Regions from separate parts of the Homo sapiens genome. Here region 2 is linked to region 1. Evidence: chromatin contacts called from ENCODE Hi-C or POLR2A ChIA-PET data. All regions are on one chromosome and are shown on one strand. Each heading gives the region's core, a stretch centred on a gene start or an enhancer-like site at or near the end of the contact. The rest is flanking DNA. Distances are from core to core; before and after follow the strand shown.

The links. Hi-C counts contacts between places; a loop is a spot of excess contacts on that map. ChIA-PET counts read pairs that join two places held with the same protein, here RNA polymerase II (POLR2A). Pooled maps may share reads with other maps.
Region 2: a map of dorsolateral prefrontal cortex shows a loop between it and region 1 (3-fold over the local background). The contact joins two enhancer-like sites. A Hi-C loop is called at or near these places in 7 of 168 maps with a recorded cell type or tissue (A673, B cell, GM12878 and 4 more), 29 of 37 single-sample maps with no recorded cell type and 13 of 50 pooled maps. POLR2A ChIA-PET finds 5 or more read pairs at or near these places in 2 of 52 experiments (GM10248 and H1).

Annotation. Positions count from the first base shown.
Region 1 is chr3:43,992,876-44,000,732 of GRCh38, reverse strand. It overlaps LOC124909489 (a long non-coding RNA gene), which reads right to left and starts at 1,401. Exons shown (of 5, transcript XR_007096256.1): 1 at 1,206-1,401. RefSeq lists silencers at 1,145-1,674, 5,308-5,507 and enhancers at 2,135-2,194, 4,068-4,177. Within about 2 kb of position 5,552, at least 3 of the 41 ENCODE cell types and tissues checked have a DNase peak (open chromatin) inside an H3K27ac peak, as active enhancers do; they include dorsolateral prefrontal cortex, where a contact is called at or near this core.
Region 2 is chr3:43,889,719-43,897,575 of GRCh38, reverse strand. The region is part of intron 1 of LOC107986081 (a long non-coding RNA gene); the gene reads left to right. Among named protein-coding and RNA genes, the nearest start is that of ABHD5, 200 kb to the right of the region's middle. Within about 2 kb of position 3,300, at least 7 of the 41 ENCODE cell types and tissues checked have a DNase peak (open chromatin) inside an H3K27ac peak, as active enhancers do; they include dorsolateral prefrontal cortex, where a contact is called at or near this core.

The sequences.
Region 1 (7,857 bases), core at 4,303-6,802:
GTTACATGGTGTCTGACCTCAGAACTTGCATCAAAAACTGCACCTCCACCAAGGACTCAGGTTCCAATGTGGAAGGACTACCCTCCAGCTCCTTCACTGAGTGCAATCGGATAAGGGCTTATGTCTTCCTCAATGGGCAACTCCTGTTTCATTTTCTCTCCAGTCTGCATGTTATCAGCTTGACATTCCCTTCAGTGGCATATGACAAATCAAATTGATCAAATTGGCCATCACTGCATTCATCAGAGGAGGATTTTTTTATTTCCCAGGACTGATACCTCCACTCCCTTTACAATCATGAACACATCAGAAATAAATAAATAAATAAAATAAAAATAAAAATCCCATGTCTTGGGTTTTTTTCCGGGGTTTTGTTTGTTTTGAGGGTAGTGAAAGTGGTAAGAAGTAATGAATGGATACAACTAATCATAAAGAAAGAAAAGCAACTGATAGTCATAAAGCCAAGGGCACAGTCTTAAAATATGATTTTAAATACCTAGTGCCTACATCTTAAATTTAAAGCATTGATCCAAAAATGCAGATATTATTAGCTTTGGAAAACTTTACCAAAACATTAAGTAAATTATTTTCCTAATCTTTTTGCATGATTCAGCACTTTTAATACTAATTTCTGTCAAGAAGTTATAAGGTAAAAGGAATCTTTTCTGGGTGCCTTAAAACCTCACACACTCTGTACTGAACCATCTGCACTCCTTCTACTACAGGGTCATATCAGAAATACTGGGGGTCACTGGTTTGCTGCCATAACATCTAGTGACCACCTCAGAGCGGCTCAATTTCACTCTCCGGAATCTAAGTGGCTCTTGGGGACAGAATGACCCGTCGCAGAGGCTTCTCCCCATCTCGAGCTGACCCTTACCCAGGAGCCACACACATATGCGTGCACACTCGACTGCACCTGTCTCACCCCATCAGCAGCAGCTACAAGCTCCCACCTGATGTGTCTTTTCAACCTTTGTCAAGTATCTCAAGGCAAGAATGTCCTGAAGCCCTTCCCCCAAATAGAAGCTTTGGTCCGAGCCCCCAACCCGCAGGAGCATCAAGAGGAGGCCAAGGAGACAGACACCGCAGACTCTCTCTGCAAACTTGACCTGGGCATCGCACGGACTCGCGTTCGCATCCGAAGACCCCACACGTCCCCCGCACTGTCCCCACAGCATCCCACGCCCGCGGTGCACGCTCACCTGCCGGTAGACGAGCCACACGCCTCGGCGGTCCAGACTTCCGTGTCGACCTCCGTGGGCGAGCCTACGCGCTGGGTGCCCGGCGCGCCCTCAGGAGTGGCTGGGACCGCGGGCTGGCGCCGGGCAGGGCGGTGGGACGCCTGGAGCCGGCGGGAGGAGCACGCCCAGGCGGGTCCGCGCCGAGCCCGAGCGAGCGGGCGAGCCGGGCGGGAGGGGCCATTTGTAACCGAGCAGACGCTACCACCGCCCCTTACTCGCGGGGGGCGGGGGCGGGCGGTCAGGTGACGGCGGCCCACCCTCCGCCGCCGAGCCGGGTGGTTCCTGCCCGGGAGGAGCCCCCTGGCGCGCTCTGATTGGAACTCCCGCCGCAGTGGCGGGGGAGGGGGGACACGTGACCGCCCGGCCAGGCGGCCCGGCGCGCCCCATTCGCGATGGGCACCCCATCTTCCTCCTGGAAAAGCCGGGGGACACAGAGAAGGCGGAGGAGCACGCGGGGTGCAGGAGAGCCTACCAGCCCCTTTAGCCGCAGTGCTGGTGATTCCGGCCGCTGAACCCGGAGAGGAAAGGCTCCCACGCGGCCAGCCGGCCTTGACTGTCCTCTCGCCCTGCCCTTGGCCGCAGTACCCTCCCCTCGGCTGCAGTAACCGCCCCCTACACCTCCAGGCAAGGGCACGCTCAGTGTAGACCACTGCCACTTCATAGATGCCAGTGCCACTTAAGAGTGGTGTTGGGTTTTTTTTTTTTCCTTTCCTCCTCTCTGCACACCAGCACATTGTACCCGAGAGAAACTCACGGCGGTGCACTGCAGACACCGCCCAGCTCCAGGGCCCGAAGACCCTCCGACCAGGCCCCGGGATGCCTGAGGTCTCCCAGGTCATTACGTGGAGGAACTCAGGCCTGCTCCCTGCGCAGGAGGAGGAGGCGTCGCGGGAGCTGCAGTCCCCGATCCTTCCCAGGAAGCCGGCCGGGTGGAAGGGGAGAGGGCCGTTATCGTGGTGCGAATCCAACTCGCAGCCTCTGGGAGCACGTTGCTAATAAAGGTCAAATTAAAACAACTAAGTGGTGCCGGCAGGGACGCGCCGCATGGTCAGGAGAAGCCCGGCTATTAATCATCCATAAGGAGCATTGCTCTTCTGGTGTGGGAGAATGGGGCTGTGCGACAGCCCCCCGGAGTTGCGCTCTGCTCTGAACCCTAAGCTCCCCCAGAGCAAGTGGATTGCGCAGCCTATTACCCCACCTCCCCACGGCCCCCTCTTGGGGCGGCACCACCCTAGATGGCAGGAATTCGGAGAAAATGCGGTGTCACGTCCGCCGCTATGCCCGCACACGCGTCTGCGCCAACTCCAGCAACACGTGGGGACCGTGAATCTGGGCGTCTGCTCTCCACTTAGGTGGTTATGTGGGTATACTTATATGATTACTGATTAAAACCAAATTGGACGGAGAAGTCTGTTTCTACACTGGATTCTTTCAAACTTCTGTCCAAGGGAGTTTTGCGCTCGATTTGGGCGGGGACGCAGTTTTCAGCCAAGACCGCCGCAGCGCTCAGCAGAGCCCGGGGACCGGTGGTGGTGGTGGCGGGATGGGGAGGAACAGAGGCCCTTGATTCTTTGGTACTCCACTTTCTTTCCTTATTTAGACCAGTCGGGCAACACGTCCCTCGCCCAAGATGGCCTTTCCAACTGGAACGTGACTCAGACAATGTGGAAGCCAGGGGTCCTTGACCCATCGTACCTGGGCTTCGCTGGGCATAGGACAAGGGTTGGGCAGGTTTACCTGGAAAGGGAGTTTATTCGTAAAGCTTCGGGCATAAACGCTAGATAGCGAAACTTTGAGGAAGCTCAAAGTTTACCTATTGTAAATTGGTGGGGGGTGGGGGAGCATCTTATGTAAAAAGGAACGGCCCTATTAAATTAGTAAGTATCTTATTTTCGTAGTGGACGTCTTGCTGCCCTTGGTCCTCCCCTCCCCCACCTCATTTCTCCAAACCACCAAGGTTGGAGAAATCTCATAAACAAAGTATAAGTCCGTGGGGGGGGGGGGGGGGGGTTACTTGGTGTTTTAAAAAAACAACAACAACAAACGACCTTTGTAATAAGAAAGGTGGGTACGTTTTCATTTCTAGGTCTTAATCTTAACGTTACGGCCACGTTAAAATTGAAGTTGATTGAGACAAGAGAATCCCAGAGCACAGCACGCAGACAGACAATTTCACAATTAAAAAATATGTACTTCCTTCTCCCCGCTCTCGTCACCTCCCCCTTTCCCCGCCATTACCTACTCCCGTTTGGACTAGGGGCTGGGAGAGGAGGAGGATGTAGTCCCTCCGAGTGCACAAGGGAGGCGGCGGGGCCACTTGTTGCTGCACCGCCAGAAGAGCTAATTCCGAGCGGATCTGGCAGGGAGTTAAAACCCTTCTCCTGGATGCGACGCCCCAGAGACCGAGGCAGACGGCGAGAACAGATTCAGCGCCTCGAGATGTGCTTTCCAATTTGAACTCTGGACCATCTTTGCTTGAAATGCTTTGTCTTGCACGTCTGGGAATTACTCTGTGCGATTAAACGCGTGACACACACACGCATACGCGGGGTCGCCCCGCAGGGGGGAGGGTGCGTGGCACAGGAGCCTCGGACTTTCAGGGGCTCTGCACTTGGGGAGTGGTGCGAGGGGGACCGCCTCGGTGTGGCTGCTGACGTGAGACAGGTAACTCGGAAAGGTCTTCCTCCGGCTGCCTTGGTAATGGGAAGCTGTGGGCAAAGGTGCAGGGGCGGTCCCGGAGCGCACACGGCGCAGTCCGCAGTGAAGGGCAGTGGTGTGGTGGGGCAGAGAGACTAGACAAGGGCAGGCGGGTTTTGCCGATTCCGAGTTCATCCGTCTACGGGGTCACGTTCTGTTGAGAAAATGCGCGACACCCGGTAGGGAGAGAGTGACACTGACCAAGTGTCCCTGGAGGGCCGAGCCGTTTGCCCTCGGGAGGGGGTCGCGAGGCCCGTCAGCACTCGGCTCCCGCGGAAGCTGTGCTAGCGCGGCAGTCTCGCCGGCGCCTGGCCCCACCAGCCTTTGCCTTCAGCGTCCTCCGGTGGCATCGTCCGAGATTTGCGGAGCAGAAGCCGAGGACACGAGCAACTCGCTGTGGGCTTGAAGTGACCACGCCTTAGGGCTGTGAAAAGCTGCCCCGTGGTGACTTGGGTACGAGGAGGTTAATAAAGTGCAGAATTAGTCTTGATTTTTACCTAAAATGAAGCTGGTAGTACTGAGCGCTTAAATGACTCCGCTAGGACCCTGGAGGTTGTGGGAGCGGGGTGGGAGAGGGTAAATGCTAGGTTTAGGACAACACAGGATATGTCTAATTTAAGGAAGCTCCCCTTCTCGGGCCACGTTCTCTGTAGCTCTACCCAACTGGAATCGCCTCTGCACCCGGGGTCATCTCCGGCATTATGACACCCAGCGTTGCCCTCTAAACTCCAAGTCCCCGCGGCCACATCCTTCCGTGCCTGCTGGCACCAGCAAGAGTCTCTGCCTGCCCTTTCTCCTTTACATGGACCCTTTTCCTTTCACCCCTAGACCGCAGTGCGACTGGCAGGCACCTCTTCGCCCCCTCCGCGCCCCGCGCCGACGGTGGGAACAGCAGCGACAGCGCGACCGCAGCCTTCTAGTGCCTTCGCCCCCTCCCCCGCGGCCACACCTCACCCACCTCACCCGCCAAACCCCGCACTCCGCCGCCGTCCCTCCCCTGCGCGCTCCCGGCGCCAACCCAGCCAGAAGCGGGTGGAAGCCCGGGTCCATGTGCAGGTGTCCTTGTGCGGGAGTAGGGGAGCTCATAGGTCAGCGATCCGCGACCCTACCCTGCCCTCAGCTCGGGGTCCACCCACGTGGAACCCGCCGGCCCCCGCGGGTACCCAACACCAGTCTCCCGGGCTCGGCTGCCGTTCCCTCGAAGCCCCAGGGCGCTCCCACGGGTCAATGACCACCTCAGTCTTTCCTCAAGCCAGGGTTTGGCCAGTTGGGAAACCTCTTCGTCCCCTGCCCACATCCCCTGGCATCTCCGGACAAAGCCACTCGGCTTCCCGCCCCGGCATCGGGAAAGATGCGCGTGGAGAGCGCCTCCAGGCGCTGGGCCACGGTCCCGGTCCCTGGCCGTGCCTGCTGTGTGCGGAGCTGGGGCGGCGGGTACCGCCTGCGCGGGGCAGGCACCCCACTCGCCGTTCCTCCAGCACGGGCACTCGACCGCCGCGGCGCTGCAGGAAGGAGGCCCCGCCGCGCCGGTTCCTCCACACCCACGTGCCCCTCGTGTGCGCGCCCCCGGCCTGCAGATGCTACAAGGCTGGCGCCGCCTGGATTTCCGGGCGGCCCCACCCTCCGCGGCCGCTACGCCTCGCTCCCTGCATTCAGTCTCCTTGGCGTCTCCGCTGCAGCATCCAAGACCAGGCGCCGCCTCTGCTAGCCGTGCTGCCCAGCACGCCTGAGGGCCGCTGCCGGCAGGCCTCACCTCCCGCCCGGGTCCCCCACTCACCTTTCCTTCTGGACGGTGGGGTTCAAGCTCTGCACTGGGGCTGTTAAGCCACCGCCCACGACCTCCTGTAGGGTGCAGCGGGAGGGCGTTCCCGAGGCGCCAGCACCCTCTTTAAGCCCTTCCCCGGCTTTCTGCACAGCACCTTCATCAGCCGGCCACCCTCCCTGACACTAAGGGAGGCATAGCTCTCGCTCTTGCTCCCGCTTTCTCTCGCTCGTTCTCACACCAACGCCCACCTATACACACACCTGAACACCGAGAGGCCAGGACCGGTATCTCTCTCTTGAACTCTCAATTCCAGCACTGCAGAGCACATCACGTCGCTGACAGCAAAGTGAGGAGGTGGCACCTGTGAACTAGGTGGTTTCTTAAAATTTAAGAAATAGCCTTCTGCCCCTTGGCCTTTGCGTTCTTAAGACGATTGTACTTTATTTTTTAAAAATATATAGCCCAGTAGTATTCACACATTAAAAAATACATATTTAAATGTTTCGAGATAATCATAGATTCACGTGCAGTTGTAAAAAATAATAATAATACAGAGAGATCCTGTGCACCCACCCTTTACCCAGTTTCCCCCAGTGGTAAAAATTCCCAAAACTATGGTGCAATATCACAACCAGGATACTAGCACTGGTATAACCCCACCCATCTTACTGAGATTTCCCGTTTTACTTGTACTCATTTCTCTCTCCTTCAACCTCTGTGTGTGTGTAAATAATTCTATACAATTTTATCACATGTGTAAATTCAACTACCACCACAGTCAAGATGCAGAACCGAACTTATCACAGGATCCCTCTTTTTGCCTTTTATAACCACACCTACCTGGAGGGTGAGTGGCGATCCCTGACTACTACTAATCTACTTTCAATTTTTTCCAATTTTGTCGTTTCAAGAATGTTGTACAGATGAAATTATACAATAATGTAGTATTTTCGGATTGTCTTTATTGACTCAGCATAATTCCCCTGAAATGTATCCAATTATTATGTATTATCAATAGATGATTCTTTTTTATTAGTGGGTAGTATTCATGGGATGGAGGTACCACGACGGTAGATTATTTAACCATTCTCTCATTGAAGGACTTATTGCAGGGTTGTTTCCAGATTTTGGCCGTTGCAAATAAAGCTGCTGTGAACATTCATGTACAGGTTTCTGTGGGAACATAAGTTTTCTCTGGGATAAACGCTCAAGAGGGCAATTGCTGGGTTATGTGGTAAGCACACGTTTAGTTTTGTAAGAACTACCATACTCTTTTCCAGATTGCCTGTGCCATTTTACAATCCCAGCAGCAATGTAGGTGTGATCAATTTTTTTCTTCACACTTGGCAGCATTTGGTGGTGTCACTGTTTTTTTATTTTAGTCATTCGGATAGGTAAGTAATATCTCATTGTGGTTTTAAATTGCATTTTTCTGGTGGCTAAGGTAATGATAGTGAGCATCTTTTTATGTGCTGATTTGCCATCTGTATACCCTTTTCTTTTTCTTTATTTCTTTTCTCATGGAATGTCTGTTCCCATGTTTTGCCCATATTCTAATTAGAGGTTTGTTTTTATTTTTTACTGTGGCATTTTGAAGAGTTCTTTATATATTCTAGGAAAAGTCCTTTGTGAGATACATGGTTTGCAAATATTTTGTTCCAGTCTCTAGCTTGTCTTTTCATTCTCTTCACATGGGCTTTTGCAGAGGAAAACTTTCCAATTTTGAGGAGACTCAATTTACCAATCTTTCATTTTATGGATCTTGCTTTTGGTGTCAAGTGTAAGAACTTTCGCCCAGCCCTAAATCTGGAAGATTTTCTTTAATTTTAAAAGTGAGTTTAGTTTTACATTTTACATTGTATCTGTGATCCATTTTCAGTTAATTTGTTTCTGAGATGTGAAGTTTAGGTTGAGGTACAGTTTTTGCCTGTGGATACCCAATTGTTATAGCATCATTTGTTGGAAAGGTTCTTTTTCCTCCATTGAATTGCTTTTGCAGATTTATTTTTTAAAATTCCAGCAGGCATATTTGTGTGGGTCTGTTTTCGTGTTGATCTTGTATACTTCAACCATGCTGAATTTGCTTCTCACTTCTAGGAATTTTCTGAGTAAACAATCATGTTATCTGCAAATAGTGACAGTTTTATTTCT
Region 2 (7,857 bases), core at 2,051-4,550, 100 kb after region 1:
AGGCTTTTTTTTTTTTTTTTTTTTTTTTTTTTTTACGATGCAGATAACAGAAGTCAAGGATCAGGCATGAATAAGCTACCCCACTAGTAAGGATCTTGAAACCCAGTAGCTGAGACTCCATAAGTTCTGTGAACTCAGTTTTCCTCTGGGTCATGTTCCTTAGGATATTTTTTTTCTGTCGTATTCAGGAAAGAAGCCTAGACTCCTTTGATTCAACACTAAACTGTTCACAGTAGTTATCCCTAGAATGAAATTGTAGCCGGGGAGACTGTGAAAGGGCTATTGCTTTTAATACTGTAAAAGGGCTACTACCTTTTAATGTTTCTATAGGGCTTGAATTTTTCATATCAAGCATGTACTCTTTTGGTAACTTTTGAAAATAATGTAATTTAGCTGCTATGATAAACCATTTGCCTTGCCCTGTGGCATGGACAAGAAACCTGTCCTATGCATTCCTGAGAAGATCTCTTCATTTTTGGTAAACAATGAAAAAATCCGGTCCTTAATGTCTCTTCTTTTTTCAGAATGCATTTGGATCCTTTCTGCTATTAGCTTTCTTAAACGTGATATGAATTGTCCTGCATCCCTGGTTTCTCTCTGTCCCATGAGTCAGCTGTTCAAATGTATTTTAAAACATTAATTTTTAAGTGAAATTAGAATACAGACCACACTTATTTATCCACAGTGCCTGGGTCTAGTGCCTGGTATAAAATCAACACTTTAAAATGTTTTGAAAAATGGCTGAGAACTCATATTAGTCAAGGGACTCCTAATGACCACGGAGTTGTTTCCATATGGCAGCCACTGCAGGTCTTCGGGGGTGGGAGGTGAGCCTTGAGTTCTTTAAAAGTCTTTCCCTGGGATGTCGACCCAGATACCAAATGCAGTTGGGAAGGGAAAGTGGTAGTCTGGCCAATGGTGTAAAATTAGGTGTAATATATGAGAATACAACTGCTTGTGTCCTACTTACCTAGTCATTGGGCAAGGCAGGTTAGGTCTGAAGGGGAAATTACTGGCCAGAATCTCAGCATTTTACTGCAAGCTTGAGAAACTGAAAACAAAGCAAAACAAAACATAATCAGTTTTTCCTTGTTGTGCTTGTTTTGACAATAATTTGTTTTGACAAACTGACACTCTTAAAGATGGCTTTTCTGATATTTTGTAAGGCCACTGCACTATCTGCCATTTAACATTTTAGAGTAACTTCCAAGTTTCACACCTCTTGAGCGCCTAGCCACTTTTTGCTAGCATTGCTTCATGTTGTGAGAGAAGAGACCACCTAATGTCCTGACGTGCAGTGGTGACAGTAGACACATTTAAGTCCAACCTTAGCCCTTCCAGTTCTGGTCCTGTGACCTTAAGTCTCTGAGCCTCAGTTTTCTAATCTGTCAAATGGTATTAATGATGCTAGCTGTCTCTAGAGCTGTTTTAGGGATTACAGGAGGTAATCTTTTTTTTTAAGCACAGGGGCTGGTGCATAGTAAAGACTCAATAAATGATAACCATTGTTATCATCATCAACATTAAAAGCTTATCAAAGAGGGCCAGAAGGACTTGGGATATGGATCCAGGAAATCTACCACTTTCAGGCCAAGTAATAATCATATTAATAAAACCAGTAGAGTTCTGCTGGGTCATTCTTCTGGGACCTCATGTTCTGTTCTTTGCAGTATTGGGAAGTGGGCAAGGAAGAGGGGCGTGGAGAATGGAGGTGAGGAAGGGGGCTGGGAAGGCAGAGGGAAAATGAGGGCTGCTGATGGTTGGTGGTTCAGAGGCAGCAAAGCCAGCAGTGAGGAAATGGGAATTACCAGGCACTGAGGAGCCCTAGTGCCAGCTCTTTGCTGACATAATTAATGAGGCTGTTGTGCCAAAAACGAGGCATGTTGTTAATATACAGACCTGTTGGGAGCACAAGGGAAATGCAAATAAAAATTTTGCCAAAAGAGGAGTGGGGTCAAATCAGCTCCAGAGGGCGACCACGTTGTCTATAAAACTCTAGTATATGGGAGGCCAGGAGACAGTATGAAGAAAAAGAGAGGAATTGATTTCAAACAGGATCAGTAGCTACTAAATAGTAGACTTTTAATATTCGTGTTTGCTGATTTTTCCTTTTGTGTCTATTTCTTTCAAAGTCTGTTCAGTTGGTGAAATTCACTTGATAATGAAGACTACTTAGGTTGGTGCAGAAGTAATTTAATTTTTTAAAAAAAGGCAAAAACTGCAATTACTTTTGCACCAACCAAATAAAATTTCAATGGAGTTTTAGCATTCAGGACTTTAATATACATTCCATAAGATACACAAGAAAAAAACCTGAAAGATTATTTTTATTTTTACTTTAAAGAGCTCTGGGCTGCTGAGAGGAAGCAGTCTTGAACCTATATAAAATTGTGATTTTTGTGCCTGTTTCCATCATAAAAACCAAAAATGATTATTGGTTTCTTATGTGTGTTCTCAATGGCGAATTCAATTTTTTTTCCCAAAGAGCCTTGTTGAATCATCCGAGTGAGACGTGGACCAAGGTGAAGGCGCCTGCGGGTGGCTTTCCTGTCCAGGGGTAGGCAGGAAATAGAGTCCCGGGCTGCCACTGCTGTCCCCTATGGGTGTGGCTGGGGACTGGCTGGGAAGAAAGCCAGCATCATTTGATGCAGTTGCTCTGGAAGGTCGCTGAGCACGGGCCCTGGCACCCACCTTCCCAAACACAAGCCCGGCCCTCGGCCCAGCGGAGAGTCTCGTACAGGGGACAGGGATGGCGATGCTGGTCCCACGGGAGCCAGGCCGGTGTCCCCAGGGGATGAGGGGTGGGGGGCAATACAAGGAGGTTACTTTGGTCTGTTGCTCCCGCTTTGTTAACCCATCCCTATGTCCTATCCCCTTCTTCCCTGGCTTTGCCCAAGCCGGGTAACGAGAAAGCGCTAGGAACCAAGTGGCTGTTGGACGTGGCCGACTGCGGAAAGGCCTGCTTTATTTCGTCGCAGTTCATTTATTTTCCTTTTCGTTCTGCCGGCTGCCACGTGTTTGGTAAGTTAGAGCACGAAACACTTTAAGATGGGCCTGTGGGGCCGGAGCAGAGCCGCAGAGCTGTGCAGGCGCGCGTGTGCACGTGCGCGCCTGTATGCCGCGTGGGCGTGCGCGCGTGCACGTGGGCCGTGTGCGCGCGCACATTGTTTCTGTCTCCAGCGGTTGGGAGCGCGCTGGCGTTGCCTGTGGGCTTGGGGCCCCTGCGCCGGGGCGGAGCGGGCAGCGAGGCTGGCGGGAGATGCTGGGCTGCTCTGGAGAGCGCGCAACCGGCGTGCTCACCCTGTTAAGGCTCCGCTCTTCGCTGTGCCCAGATCCACACAGGTAGCCTTCAACCGCCGCCCAGGGAAGTCAGTGCTCTTATTAGCTTCAATTTCCGGACGAGGAAGTGAGGCACAGAGAGGTTAAGGAGCCCAGCTATTAGGAGCCTTTGAACTCAGACAGTCTGGCTCCAGAATCTGCATCTTAACTCCATTACGCGTTATTTTTTAAACGCAGGCCCGCCCCCCCCCGCCCCCCTGGACTCCGGTTTGAAACGCATTGAATAATGAATCCTTTTCGCCTCCCTCCCTCTGAAATAACAGTTCAGTTCATCGAAAACCCAGAGGTAGCCTACCGTGTGACTCAGCGGCACGGAAAACATCAGAGTCATTGACTTTGGCGTGGCAAAGTGGGATCTCACACATGGTACTTTATCAAATAAAGGGCACTGGCATGTTAAACTGATTCGTAGCATCTTTTAAATGTGACAAAACATAAGCTTTGATCACACTTCTGATTTTTTTTCCCTGACTTTAAGTGATGCATTATAGTAGGAAAATACAGGAAAGGACAAAGAAGAAACTAAAAGTTCCCCATAATCTCAGCTCTCCACCCCATAATACTATACGTTGTTGAAAATCTAGTGATTTTTTTCTAAGCATATACTATCACAAAATTGATTAAAAGAAATTTAAAACAGTATCATAATGTACATGGTGTTTTATAATTTTTATATTTAATAATGCATCACGAACATTTCCCCATATCAAATATTCTACTACAAATGTTTTTAATGACTACACCGTATTTCATTATACAAATTTGCCATGACTTAACTTGTCACTAGCCTTATTTTTTGACTTTTCAGTTGCTCCCCAACTTTTGCTATTATAAATGATGGACACCAGAATGCAGCAATTTTTTATACACACTATTTCCTTGGGACAAATGGGATTGCCAGGTCAAAGATCATCACACTTTTAAAGGGGTCAAACTATTATCTAGAAGGGTGGGCTCAGTACACTCACCTCCAAGTAGAATAAGTGTGCCCGTTTTCTTTCTCAATTCTGGGTGTTATTGCTCCAGGCAATCTTTCTTAATAAACAAAATACAGCCTTCAAAAAAAATACCTCAGTTATTTCATTAGACTGTGCCAAGTTTCAAGAGAAAGACTTTATATGATTGCAGATACTTGAAACATTTGGGAAATTCAGTTTATTCAGATGCTCCCAGGACTGCACAAGACTCAGCAAAGGACGTGGTAAAATAAGGGCACTTTGGAAAAAGGAACTAGGAAAGAATTCTCAAGCCATTTTTTTTTTTCAGGGCAGAGAGATAGATGATGTCTCTAAAATAAAAAAGGAGGTATTAATTGCCTCTTTGGCTGGGTCTTTGACTCCGTGGCAACTTTCCCATTGTCAGGTCTGAAAACGTTGATGGTGCTGCTTGCCGCAGAGCTACTGCAGAAATATTCAAGGCAGCAAACCTGGGCAATTAGGGTTTCTGTTAATTTTCTTCCCCTTTCATTCTACCAGCTTCCCCTCCCCCTATGTCAGCTAGTTGGAGTGACAAATATTTAAAGTCAGCCTGTCACGCATGAGCAGCGCAGCTGTGTGAATGACTGATTTTCTTGACGTTCTAAACAGCTTTGTGTGTGCATGTGGAGACCTGCAGACCCCAAACCTGCCACCGTCTGCCCCACAAGACAACATTGGTTTGATATTTGAGGCAACAGTGGGGGGTCTAGGCAGGTGGCATTTTATGACCAGGAAATGAACGGACATATAATCTGCAGATGTTTTAGGAATAGGCATGTTTGTCACAATGACCTCTAGGTAAATTTCTGCAGTGACAAAGAGGAGACTTTTCAGGTGTGGTTTAAATTCCTTTCCTTGCACAGCGTGCTCTAAAATCACTTTTGCCTAAGGGACTGGAGACCATGATGTCCTTAGTGAATCTGAAAGATGCACTTGGACCCGACTGGCCTTTTTTCTCCCCACTCAGCGTTGCAGCAAGAGTAACAGATGTCTATTTAGGGAAGGCATGTTCTCTTTTTCTATGCAAACCGTGTTGCTAAAAATTCTCTTTTAGATGAATTATTAAACCCAATTTATGAAATAAGGACAATACAGATTTCCTCTGGAACTATTCTTTCTCTCTGATATGTGATACCCGTGTCTGCTGGTGGAGAAAAGCAAAGAGAATTTGAGAAGCCAGGCGGGGATGGGAGAAAAGTGAGATAAATAAATACAGGTTATTTTATAGCCCTAGAAATTCCCTGAATGTTTGGACCCCTTGGGGTCCATCTAGAATTCTTTAGCCATCATATAGAAACACACAAAAACGTAATTATTTTTGTAAACCTAGATTTCTTCTCATGGTCTAATGAAGTAGGAATATTTAACTTATCACAGTTCCTTTAAGAAACAGTACTGCTTTTGTTTGAGAACAGGCATTGATCTGTGTTTGGAACATCAAGGTGGTGCTTCTAAGGGAGAGAGTAGGTTATTCTTTTTTTATTCAAGGGGAGGTATTTTGTGTTGCTCTTGAAGGGGACTCAGCAGGAAAAAGTGGCTGGAAGAGCTGAGTGGACATAAAGCCACAGAGAGGTGCAGTGGCCCCTGGATGTCCTGAGGCTGGGGATGCCTGGGGCTCTCAGCTGGTTGTTTGGGTTATAAACTTAACGTGAGGTGGAAACCAGCATCACCTCTCTTATGAAATCTTCAGTAACATCTACTTTTTAAAAGCATAAAGCCTTTGCTAATGAATATTCTCCTTACATTTTTTAGATGAACTCTGTTATAGAATTTATATCCCTTTTTGCAATACATGAATTTTTATAGTAATTATGAAAAAAAAAATTTAACCGTTAACTTGAAATTCACACCTCAATGCCAACCTTAGATGCTGCCTCCGAGGAAATAACTTCCTGCCCGTTTTATCTGCAGTGCGGTCGTGGACCTGCAGCATCACCTGGGAGCTGGATAGACCTAGTGACTTAGTCTGTTCAGGCTGTTATAACAAAATACCTTACACTAGGTAATTTATAAACAACAGAAACTTATTGCTGACGGTCCTGGAGGCCGGAAAGTCCAAGATCAAGGTGCTGGCAAATTCAGTGTCTCGTTCAGTGAGGGCCCATTCCTCATGGACGGTACCTTCTTGCTGTGTCCTCACGTGGTGGAAGAGGCAAAGGGCTCCCTCAAGCCTCTTTTATAAGGGCACTAATCCCATTCATGAGGGCCCTATCCTCTTGACCAAATCACCTCCTGAAGGCCCCACCTCTCAATACCATAACATTGGAGACTAAGTTCCAATATGTGACTTTTGGGAGGACATCAACATTCAGACCATAGTACCTAGTGAATCAGAATCTGCATTGCAACAAGATTCTCAGATAATTCAGGTGCGTATTACAGTTTGCAAACTGCTGGTCTGCAGTCCCGGTTCTAAACTTGGCTGCACATTGGAATCACTTGGGAAGCTTTACAAAATATAGATTCCAAAGTCCCATTCCTAAGGATTCTAATTTAATTGATTTGGGGAGGCAGGGCTCCCAAACATCTGGATTGTGAAAGGCTCCCCAGGTGATTCTAATATGTGGTATATTTGAAAACCCCTGATTTCAGAACGCTTTCTTCTTCAGGTCATGTCTAAGCTCAGACACCTTGTGAGGTGCCTGGCCTGGCCACAAAGTCTGTGCTGCTTGGGAATCAAAGCTCGCCTACAATAGTAGTGCTCTGCGTTCTCAAAAACTTCTGTGTAACAAATTTTCACCATGAGACTCAATAGAGGATTTAAGCCAATAGCAGACAATCAGAGGAGCTTCCAGGATCACTCTTCTCTAGCACCTTGACCCCCATCTTCTGGTTTTGCAACCCCATGAGACTGCCTAACATGGTGGTCAGGGAAAGGGTGGTCAAGCTCCCTGGGTTCAAACCACGGCAGTGTGCCCTAACATAGATTACCTACCACTTTCAAACTCCATTTCCTCCTCTCTACTTGGGGTTAATAATAGTACCTACATCCTAGGGTTGTGAGAACAGGTCCAACAGAATGCAGGGAACCTACTTACCAGGACTTGTATTCAAGTAATAAGAATATATGCACCATGAGGACTAACAGAAGGAATAAAACCTAATTAACACTCAACTTTCTCCGCTGTCGGAAGCCTGCAGATGGGAATGGCAACAAGAAACAAGTCCATTCATGCTGCAGACACTTATAAACACTCAAGAATTGAAGGACCAGGAACCTCTGAAAGTTGGGGTAATTGGAGGAGCTGAAGGAAGAAGGTTTGATACGTCTGTGTGAAGAGTCGTTAAATCCCTGCCCAACACAACCTGAGCTCAAGGCCTTCCTTGCCCCAGCAGAAGCCTGAAGTTTTACCCTCCGAAGAAACTGATCCAGGCTGGCTTCCAACCCAGAGTTGCCAGGCACAGCTGGGGTAGAGGTGAGGCCCTGGACAGAAACAAGGTTAAACGAAATTTTGCAGCTTTACCCCCACTTCAGTCCTATTTCCCCAGTAGGCTCCCAGAATGCATTAGATTCCCCAGGCCAGAAACCAGAGGAAAGAGC